2 separate regions of the Homo sapiens genome follow, and region 2 is linked to region 1. A link is an interaction called in ENCODE POLR2A ChIA-PET data of the cell type or tissue named here. Cell type or tissue: GM12878. All regions are shown on one strand. Links, peaks and the distances in the headings refer to the core of each region. The heading gives the core; the rest is flanking DNA. Region 1 has its middle 23 kb from the start of ESRRB. Region 2 overlaps GPATCH2L (G-patch domain containing 2 like).

Region 1 (4,398 bases), core at 255-4,254:
CTGCCCAGCATTGTACTGTCCAGTGAGGGGGACCCAGACAGGACAGAATATCTGATTTTTCTTTTTAAGTGGTGTCCATTAGAGCAGGAGAAATGACTGGCCTGGGAAAGTCTTGCAAATGATCCACATTGATACAAGCTAGAGTGCTCAGTGACATGGCTTGGATGGAGTACTGTGGGGACGTGGCAGACGAAACAAGTGACTTGGGCCCAAGAGGGAGTGGTGAGGCTTGGGCTGAGTCTTGAAAGTTGGGAACCATGTGGATGGGCAATGGGGAGTGAGGGAAACATGAGTGGTGAAAGGGAGAAGGGCGTGGTAAAAGTCTGCCAGGGTCCTTAACACACACAAACTCAGTATTTCGGGTCCCAAGCTGCCCTATAGAGCAGCATCCCCAGCCCTGGTAGCTGTCCCTATCTTTGTCCTTAACTTCTCTGAGCCCTACTTGGGTCTCTACCGCCTCTGGCCACCTGGCCCCGGCTTCAGACTGCAAGGAAGGCTGCCTGGAAAAGACCCATCCGAGGAGGAAGGTATACCCAAAGGGTGACATCTTTCCAGGGGAGACCCTAGAGAATAAAACAAACACGGATTTCAAATTCTCTCCTCCTTGGCCCGTGCAGATAAAGCCCAGGACCGGCCGGGCATGGTGGCTCATGCCTGTAATCCCAGCAATCTGGGAGGCTGAGGTGGGTGGATCACCTGAGGTCAGGAGTTCGAGACCAGCCTGGCCAACATGGTGAACGTTCATCTCTACTAAAAATACAAAAAATTAGCCGGGCGTGGTGGTGGATGCCTATAATTCCAGCTACTCAGGAGGCTGAGGCAGGAGAATCTCTTGAACCCAGGTGGTGGAGGTTGCAGTGAGCTGAGATCGAGCCATTGCACTCCAGCCTGGGCAACAAGAGCAAAACTCATTTCAAAGAAAAAAAAAAAAAAAAAGCCCAGGACCTACCTACACAAATGAGGCACACTCTTCCACCCCCGAGACCCCATGGGTTCTTGTGGGTCAGCCCCTCACCTTATTCTGGTCCCTCAGAAGCCTTTGGCCTAAGACACTGAGCACAGAACAAGGGACTGTGGTAAGAGTGTCTCCCATTTGGGTCACAATGTTGGATGAATCCCTCACCCCCGGGACCTCAGCCTTTACATCTGTAAAATGGGACTAATGCACTTGTCCTCCCCCTTCAGAGTGCAATGGTGAGATAGGTCCCTGGAAAAAGGCTGCTGCTATGTGAGCCTGGCTTCATCGCAGGAGCACTTGCCATGTCCCTGGCATCGTACTAGGCAGTGGAGAGAGCAAATATGAACAGAAAACAGCCTCTGCTGTCAGCAGCCCCACAGCCCAGTGGTAGGGGCAAGCAAGTAACACTAATGACAGGCACATGGAGAGGTGAGGGTGGAAGTGTGGGTGGGGGGGGGGGCGGGTAGAGGACCCTGGGGGCCAAGGAAGGGCTCACAGAGGAGTTGGCCAAGCAGATTTCCCGGGGGTGAGGAAGGGCATTCCAGATGGAGAGGTCAGGGTATGTGGATGCAAAGCAAGGGAGCAGGACCAGCCACACAAAGCTCAGCAGGGAGGCAGCAGGACCCAGCGGGGCTGACATAGGCTTGGAGTCAGGCTGCTAGGGTTCAAACCCCTGCAATGTGTGACCTTTTAGTTTTCTTTTCTTTTCTTTATTTTTATTTTGAGACAGGGTCTCGCTCTGTTGCCCAGGCTGGAGTTCCATGGCTCCACCATAGCTGACTGCAGCCTCAGCTTCCTGGGCTCGTGATCCTCCGGGTTCAGCCTCCTGAGTAGCTGGACCACAAGTACACACCACCACATCTGGATAATTTTTAATTTTTTTGTAACTAACATAGTGAGACATAGCGTCTCACTATGTTGCCCAGGCTGGTCTCAAACCCCTGGGCTCAAGCGATCCTCCTGCCTTGGCCTCCTGAAGTGCTGGGATTACAGGCATGAGCCACCACACCCAGCCCTTACAATCTGTGATCTTGGACAAGTCACTAATCGCTCTGTGCCTCAGTTTCCTCATAGGCTCTCCTGTACTTATAGTTTCTTCTCTTGTCCAGATAAAATGAGTTATATGCACAAAGCACTTAGAACAGTGCCTGGCACATGCTTAGCGGTTCATAAATGATGATGATGATGAAGTGATGGGGCTGGAAGGCCTAAATAAACCCACACAGAGGCAGGCAGGGCGGGAACTGTAATCCCCGAGTCTTAGGGGATGGTAATGGCTGGCGAACCCAAGACATACAGGGTGAACCTTAAGTCAGGCGGATTTGCAGAGATGAGGGCCTTTCAGCTGCCCATCGGTTTCAACAGCACATCAGAGAAAAAAGTGGTGGGGTTGGGGACTGTAAAAACAGCTGTCTCCTAGCTAAACTCCCTCCTTTGAGGTTAGAACCAGGAGGGCAAGCCCTGAAACCTCACCAAGATAAGGGGGTGCTGCCCTCTCCCCAGCTCTATCCAGGGGCTGTTTCAACTCCCGGACTCTCCGGGACAATGGCACGCTCGTGAGAGAGGCCGCAGAGCGAGGCAGCTTTTCTCACAAGAGCAATGGAGAGAGAGAAAGCCAAGGTCTAGGGTGCCTCAGAGGGCAAAGGTCCGTGGCCACGGGACGTGCCTGTGCCTACCCGGCGACCCTGCGCGCGGCCCGCAGGAGCGCGGCGATTCGGGGCCGTGTGCCACCAGAGGGCGCGCTGGATCTCAGAGTGTGCGGAGCGCTCAGCGAGGGGCGCGCGGTGGGAACTAGGAAGGGCGGACGGTGCTCGCCTGTGTGCGCGTGGGGGCGGAGGGAAAGAGGGGAGAGAGCCCGCGTTCCCAGAAAGCCCGGAGTTCGAGGGTTAGGGCTTTCCAATCAGCTAGCTCAGAGCAACCGGGGCCGAGGACATAGAAAAGTTACACTAGTAATATCAAACTTACACAATACTCACCATGTGCCAGGCACTGTTATCCAATCCTCACCAGAAAGCCAGATGTTATTATTGTCTCCACTTTATAGTCAGAGAAACTTGAGCTTCCCTGCGCCAGAGGTCCCACACCTGGCTGGGGCTAAACCTGGGATTTGAAGGCCCAGGGTCTGGCTCCAGGGCCTGTGCCCCCAACCGGTGCCCTGTAATAATACTTCTCTAGTAATCTAGTCTCCCAGGTCCGCTTGAGGCTTGATCACTTTCTCACTAGCAGCTCCCTGGTTAAGGTAGCTCAACCCTTTCCTGCAGAAGAGTTGAGTAGATACGTTCCCGCTTGCTAGGCTGGCATCACTACTGCAGCTGCCCCAAACCTCAAAGACTGCTCAGTGGCCGCCAACAGGTTCTGATTTAATTAACATGTACTGAACACTTACTGCATGCTGGGAACTGAGTTAAGGCATTTACATAGGTTCTTATGCAATGCTCCCAATGATGTGTAAATTACGTGTACTTGTTCTGATTCTCATTTTACACACGAAAAAAGTCAGGCGGGTAAAGGAGGGTAAGTGGTTTTCCTGAGTCACACAGTTCACTCCAGCCTGTGGAGCTCCAACCACCATATTCACTTATCCATTCATTCAACAAATCTACTCTGTGCCAGGCACTGACTCAACAGCGAACAGGACACTTAAAAACCTGTTCACTTGCTTTCTTGGAGTTTGCTTTTTTTTTTTTTTTTTTTTTTTAAGAGACTGGGTCTCACTCTGTCTCCCAGGCTCGAGTGCAGTAGTGCCATCATAGTTCCCTGCAGCCTTGAACTCCTGGGCCCCAGTGATCCTCCCGCCTCAGCCACCCAAGTAGCTGTGACTACAGGCATGAACCACTGCACCCAGTGAAGTTTATACTCTTCATCAGCTATAGAGAGTCCCCCACTGACATTCACCCAGTCCTTGTTTCTTGTTGGTTTATGAGAAGAGGTGAGAAGAGGTCATATGCTCTGAACAGAAAGGAAAACAAGCTTTTTGCATATGGTGGCATACATGAGATAATATTCCTTCACCTTCACCCAGAAGGTGGTATACTGATGGCTGTTATGGGTTGAATTGCATCCCTCGAAAAGATATGCTGAAGTCCTCACCCCCAGTACCTGAGAATGTGACCTTATTTAGAAATATGGTCATTGCAGATGTCAAGTTAAGATGAGGCCATACTGGAGCAGGGCAAGCCCTAACCCAATGCAACCAGTGGCCCTATAAGAAGAGGAGAAGACATGGGGATGACACAGACATGTTACAACAGAGGAGACTGAAGTGCTGCAGCTCCAAGCCAGGAACACCAGTGACTGCCAGCAACCACCATAAGTGAGGAAGACGTAGGAAGAATCCTCCCCAGGGTTTTATAGGGGGCATGGCACTGCCCATACCTTGATCTTGGACTTCTAACCTTCAGAACAGTGAGACAATACATTTATTTATTTTTAAGCCACTC
Region 2 (4,398 bases), core at 77-4,076, 170 kb after region 1:
AATGCAAATCAAAACTACAATGAGACATCATCTGACCCCAGTTAAAATGGCTTACATCCAAAATACAACTAATAATGCTGGTGAGGATGTGGTGAAAAGGTAATCTTCGTACACTGTTGGTGGGAATGTAAATTAGTACAACCACTATGCAGAATAGTTTGGAGGTTCCTCAAAAAAACTAAAAATAGAGCTACCATATGATCCAGCAATCTCACTATTGGGTAAATACCCAAAAGAAAGGAAATCAGTATATCAAAGAGATATCTGCACCCCCAGGTTTGCTGCAGCCCTGTTCACAATAGCCAAAATTCGGAAGCAACCTAAGTGTTCATCAACTGATGATGGATAAAGAAAATGTGGTGCATATACACAATGCAGTACTATTCAGCCATAAAAAAGAATGAGATCCTGTTATTTGCAACAACATGGATGGAAATGGAGATAATTATATTAAGTAAGATAGACCAGGCACAGAAAGACAAAAATCACATGTTCTCACTTATTTGTGGGATCTAAAAATCAAAACAATTGAACTAATGGAGATAAAGAGTAGAAGGAGGGTTACCAGAGGCTGGGAAGGGTAATGAGGGTGGTGGGGAATGTGGATGGTTAATATGTATAAAAAAATTGAAAGAATGAATAAGATCTACTATTTGATAGCACAACAGGGTGGCTACAGTCAATAATAATCTAACTGTACATTTTTAAATAAAAGTAAAATTGGTTTGTTTGTAACACAAAGAATAAATGCTTGAGGGGATGGATACCCCATTCTCCATGATGTGATTATTACGCATTACATGCCTATATCAAACCATCTCATGTACCCCATAAGTATATACACCTACTACAAACCCACAAAAATTAAAAATTAGAAAGTTAATAAAATTCAATGTAAAAATGGTATTTGTTTTCTATACTTTTTCTTTAACACAAGTAACACCAGGAAAAAATTTGATATTTCTAGGGACCAAAGTTCATATATATATTCCAATTATTCTGCTTAATTACTAATCTATTCACCTCAATTATTTTTAACAAAAATGTATGGAGGCCTACCCAATGTAACATACTATGCTGGATGTGCAGAGGGAGATAAAAGATGACTGAGCTGAGGTCCTGTCCCCAGGAGCTCACAACACAGTAGGAAGGCCAATTCCTAAAGAAAGAATTAATACTCCGAGACACTGAGTTGTAATCAGAGAACAAGTAAGTGCTAGGGTAAAAGGAGAAAAAGGAGGATTAAATCTAGAGATTTAATCCCTAGATTAAATGTGAGACTCCTTTCTCACATGTGATTTTACCTTTAAGGTTTACTGACATTTATTAAGCAGTCAGGAGGGGAAATATTTTCATAGACTTGCACCTGGGAAAAGATCTAGGCCTATGGCACTAGGAGCAGATAGGAAGAAAAGAAAAAAAAAAAACACTTCACAATTATCATAGGAAACAGAGGAGGCTTATCTAACAGGAAGCGATCCTAGCAATTCCACTAATGATTTTCACTTAAATCTAACCCTCAGTAGTCTGTGACAAACTGCTCACTGGCACCTGAAAATTCTCCCTAATCTAATTCCCTTAGCTGGGCTAAAGTAGGCATATCTATGAAGCTGTTTCATGCCGCCCATAAGAGCCAAATCATTTCACATCAGTTGGAAAGATGGGTATCTTACAATGGAAAAACAGAGAGAGAGAAAATGCTTTCATCATTCCACTTAGGCAGTAAGATGCCAGCCAGCTGAGAGCCACTGTCAACGAGACCCTCCAATAGAGGACAAAAGATTCAAGAACTGTGTACTATACAATGGGCAATTCCAATAGGCTTGGGCAGCCTTATAGACAATACTATAGCAGAAACTGCTTCACACATGTGGCTGAAACTGAGGCATTAAAGAGGTGAGAAAGCAACACTGTGCTTCACAGCATCAACAGATACAGGACTAATAAAAGGTTCCTTCCCCCAAGCCCTGAGGTAAAACCTCAGGCTGTTTATTATGGCTCCAAAGGTCAAAATTAATAGCATGAAGTGAGTCTTCTTCTTACTCTTTGAAACTCCTTGTCAAGTGGCACAGCCAGCTGGGCACACAACTCTGATATGCAGATCATAACGTTTGTGAACAGATAAAATGAATTACAAATGAGCTCAGCCTATCCTATTTCAACTCTCTAATGGGCAGGAAGGTCTCTCTCTCTTTTTTTTTAACCCCAACTCTGTCCAAATGCCTCCTCTTATAGACCATTTGAGGTCATTTAAGCACCTCAAGAATCAGTATTACATCTAATTAGCAAATGACTCTGGAAGCCAACTCAAAGTTTTTAAAATTGCAATTATCCTAAGGATGGGGTAGGGCAGTAACTACATAACAAAAATAATATTGGTTACCAGGATGCTCAATATTTACATATATTATTTCATTTTGGTCCCCATTCAACCAATTTAAAAAGTATTGATATTTCCATTTTAAAGATGTAGAAATTGAGGTATGGGAAGATTAAGTCATTTGCCTGGGTAAAGCCCGGATTCTCGCCCAGGTCTGCCTGACACTAATATCTACACTCTTAATCTCCTACCACCTATGCCAATGGACTATGAAGAAAGTAGAAGCTATGAAACTTTTCATCCATTCATTAAGAAACACGTATAACATTTGCATACCAGGCTGATATCTGCCATCCTTACCACAACTAAAAATAAGATTTCTCAAAGAAAAAACAGTTTATTTACAAAGGAAGCTGACCTATATGAAAAGAAGATATCAGTGCTTTGCTATTTCAGAGCTTAAAGAAAGAATAAATTAAAATGGTAATGCTTGACCAAATTATCTTCCAAAATAAAGGAAAGGTCACTAAAAGTTGACCTTTCCTTTGAGTTGGAGAAAACTAAAACACTGCCATGAAAAGTTTTTGCACTCAAAAACTGCAACTGGTGATTGATGAATCACATAGATGCAACTGACCTGTATGTAGCAATTGATAAATCCTAGCTATCATTTTCTTTGGTAATAATAGTAAGAAAAACTATCCTTCACAATCAACAAATCTCTCATTTTGGGAAAAACTGCTTGCAGCACTAGTCTTCTTATTACAAGTTTGTGACTGTGCCCTTAACAATACCACTGCCTCTACCAGAACGCCAATCACACCATCTGCTGTTTGGGCAGCAGCAATTCTTAACACCAATACCAGGTATCACACCTTTAACAGCAAATCCCAATACTAGCAACCAAAACAACCAAACCAAAACACTTGGTTTATGGATTTCATCTACACACCCAGCCAACAATCCAACTATCCATATATCCACCTGACAAAACTCTGCCCCTGATCCATTTATTAAGAACTATGTGCTGGGCACCGTGCAGATACTAACACTCTTCTCTACCTGCAGTAGGTTCTCCAAAGCTAAGAGAAGTCCAGAGGTCTACCTCCCGTAAGGAATGGTGCATACCATACCAAAGTACAGAGTTTGCACCAATTATGAAAGGGGAGACCCTATTAAGCAAATTACAAAGCACCAGTCACAAAACCATATGCATTTAGGACAACAGTTCTTAACCCTGGCTGGCATATTAATCACCTAGGGAGCTTTAAAATAATGCCAATGTCTAGGCCTTATCCCAGACCAATTAAATCAGAATCTCTGGAAGTGGGGCCCAGCACGGATATATTTTCTTAAAGCTTCTTAGGTGATTCCAACTTGCAGCCAGGGTTGAAAACCACCAAGTTAACTATTTCCAGAGTGCTATTCCTGAAATCCACAAATCTATTAGATGGTACAAAGACCACAAAACTCTCCCTCCCATCCACTGCACCTGTCATCTGGGCTGTATTATAACGCTACATCAATAAAATGTTATTTTAATATTATGGTCCAATTATTTATTTGTTTATAGCAATGAAATATTAAACAAGAGAGGATTTTAGGTCATGCACCATCCTCCCAATGCCCCCCGCCCCCACCTATTCTGAGAACCAGAAGGGCATATGGTTCTAGCAGGGAGGAAACTGTTGAAAAGCCCTTGCTCTTGCTTAGGAGAATGGAATTGGCAGTGTCCAGGCAAGAAGCAGCCTCAGCTCAGTAACCTGACAGGAGGGAACCTTCATAGTTCAGGCATGATTATCAAACTCTTTGTGCTCTTAAAGGAGAGTAATTATAGGCATGTGAAAAAAGGGAAGCACTCCCTGAGGAACTCTTCCTCACATGCTTCCCAAGAGGCAGTAGGGCCATTAAAAATTCCATGATGAAGAGGAAAAACAGCCTGGGAACAGCCAGGAGGCAATACAGCAAATTAATACACCAGCCCTCCTCGGGGAAAGCTGTGATAAAACAGGAAACACTTCTCTCTTTGCAAAATAAAATTATACCACTAATGATAACATTGTCGCCACACACACACA

Evidence for each region. Peaks named below come from ENCODE experiments on the same cell type or tissue, not always from the same donor. Only the 100,000 strongest peaks of a DNase experiment are listed, where the experiment ranks them.
Region 2: POLR2A ChIA-PET joins it to region 1 with 8 read pairs; 1 of 35 experiments calls an interaction of 5 or more read pairs at or near these places.

What each region holds. Positions count from the first base shown.
Region 1 is chr14:76,351,245-76,355,642 of GRCh38, reverse strand. It overlaps a transcript of ESRRB not described here. Among named protein-coding and RNA genes, the nearest start is that of ESRRB, 23 kb to the left of the region's middle. RefSeq lists an enhancer at 2,407-2,596. In GM12878, for the core only: a CTCF peak has its summit at 2,691 (motif pointing right); a DNase peak (open chromatin) is centred at 2,732.
Region 2 is chr14:76,184,055-76,188,452 of GRCh38, reverse strand. All of the region lies in intron 8 of GPATCH2L (G-patch domain containing 2 like), which reads right to left. Among named protein-coding and RNA genes, the nearest start is that of GPATCH2L, 34 kb to the right of the region's middle. In GM12878, for the core only: CTCF peaks have their summits at 2,103 and 3,148; a DNase peak (open chromatin) is centred at 1,922; H3K27ac peaks cover 1,910 bases.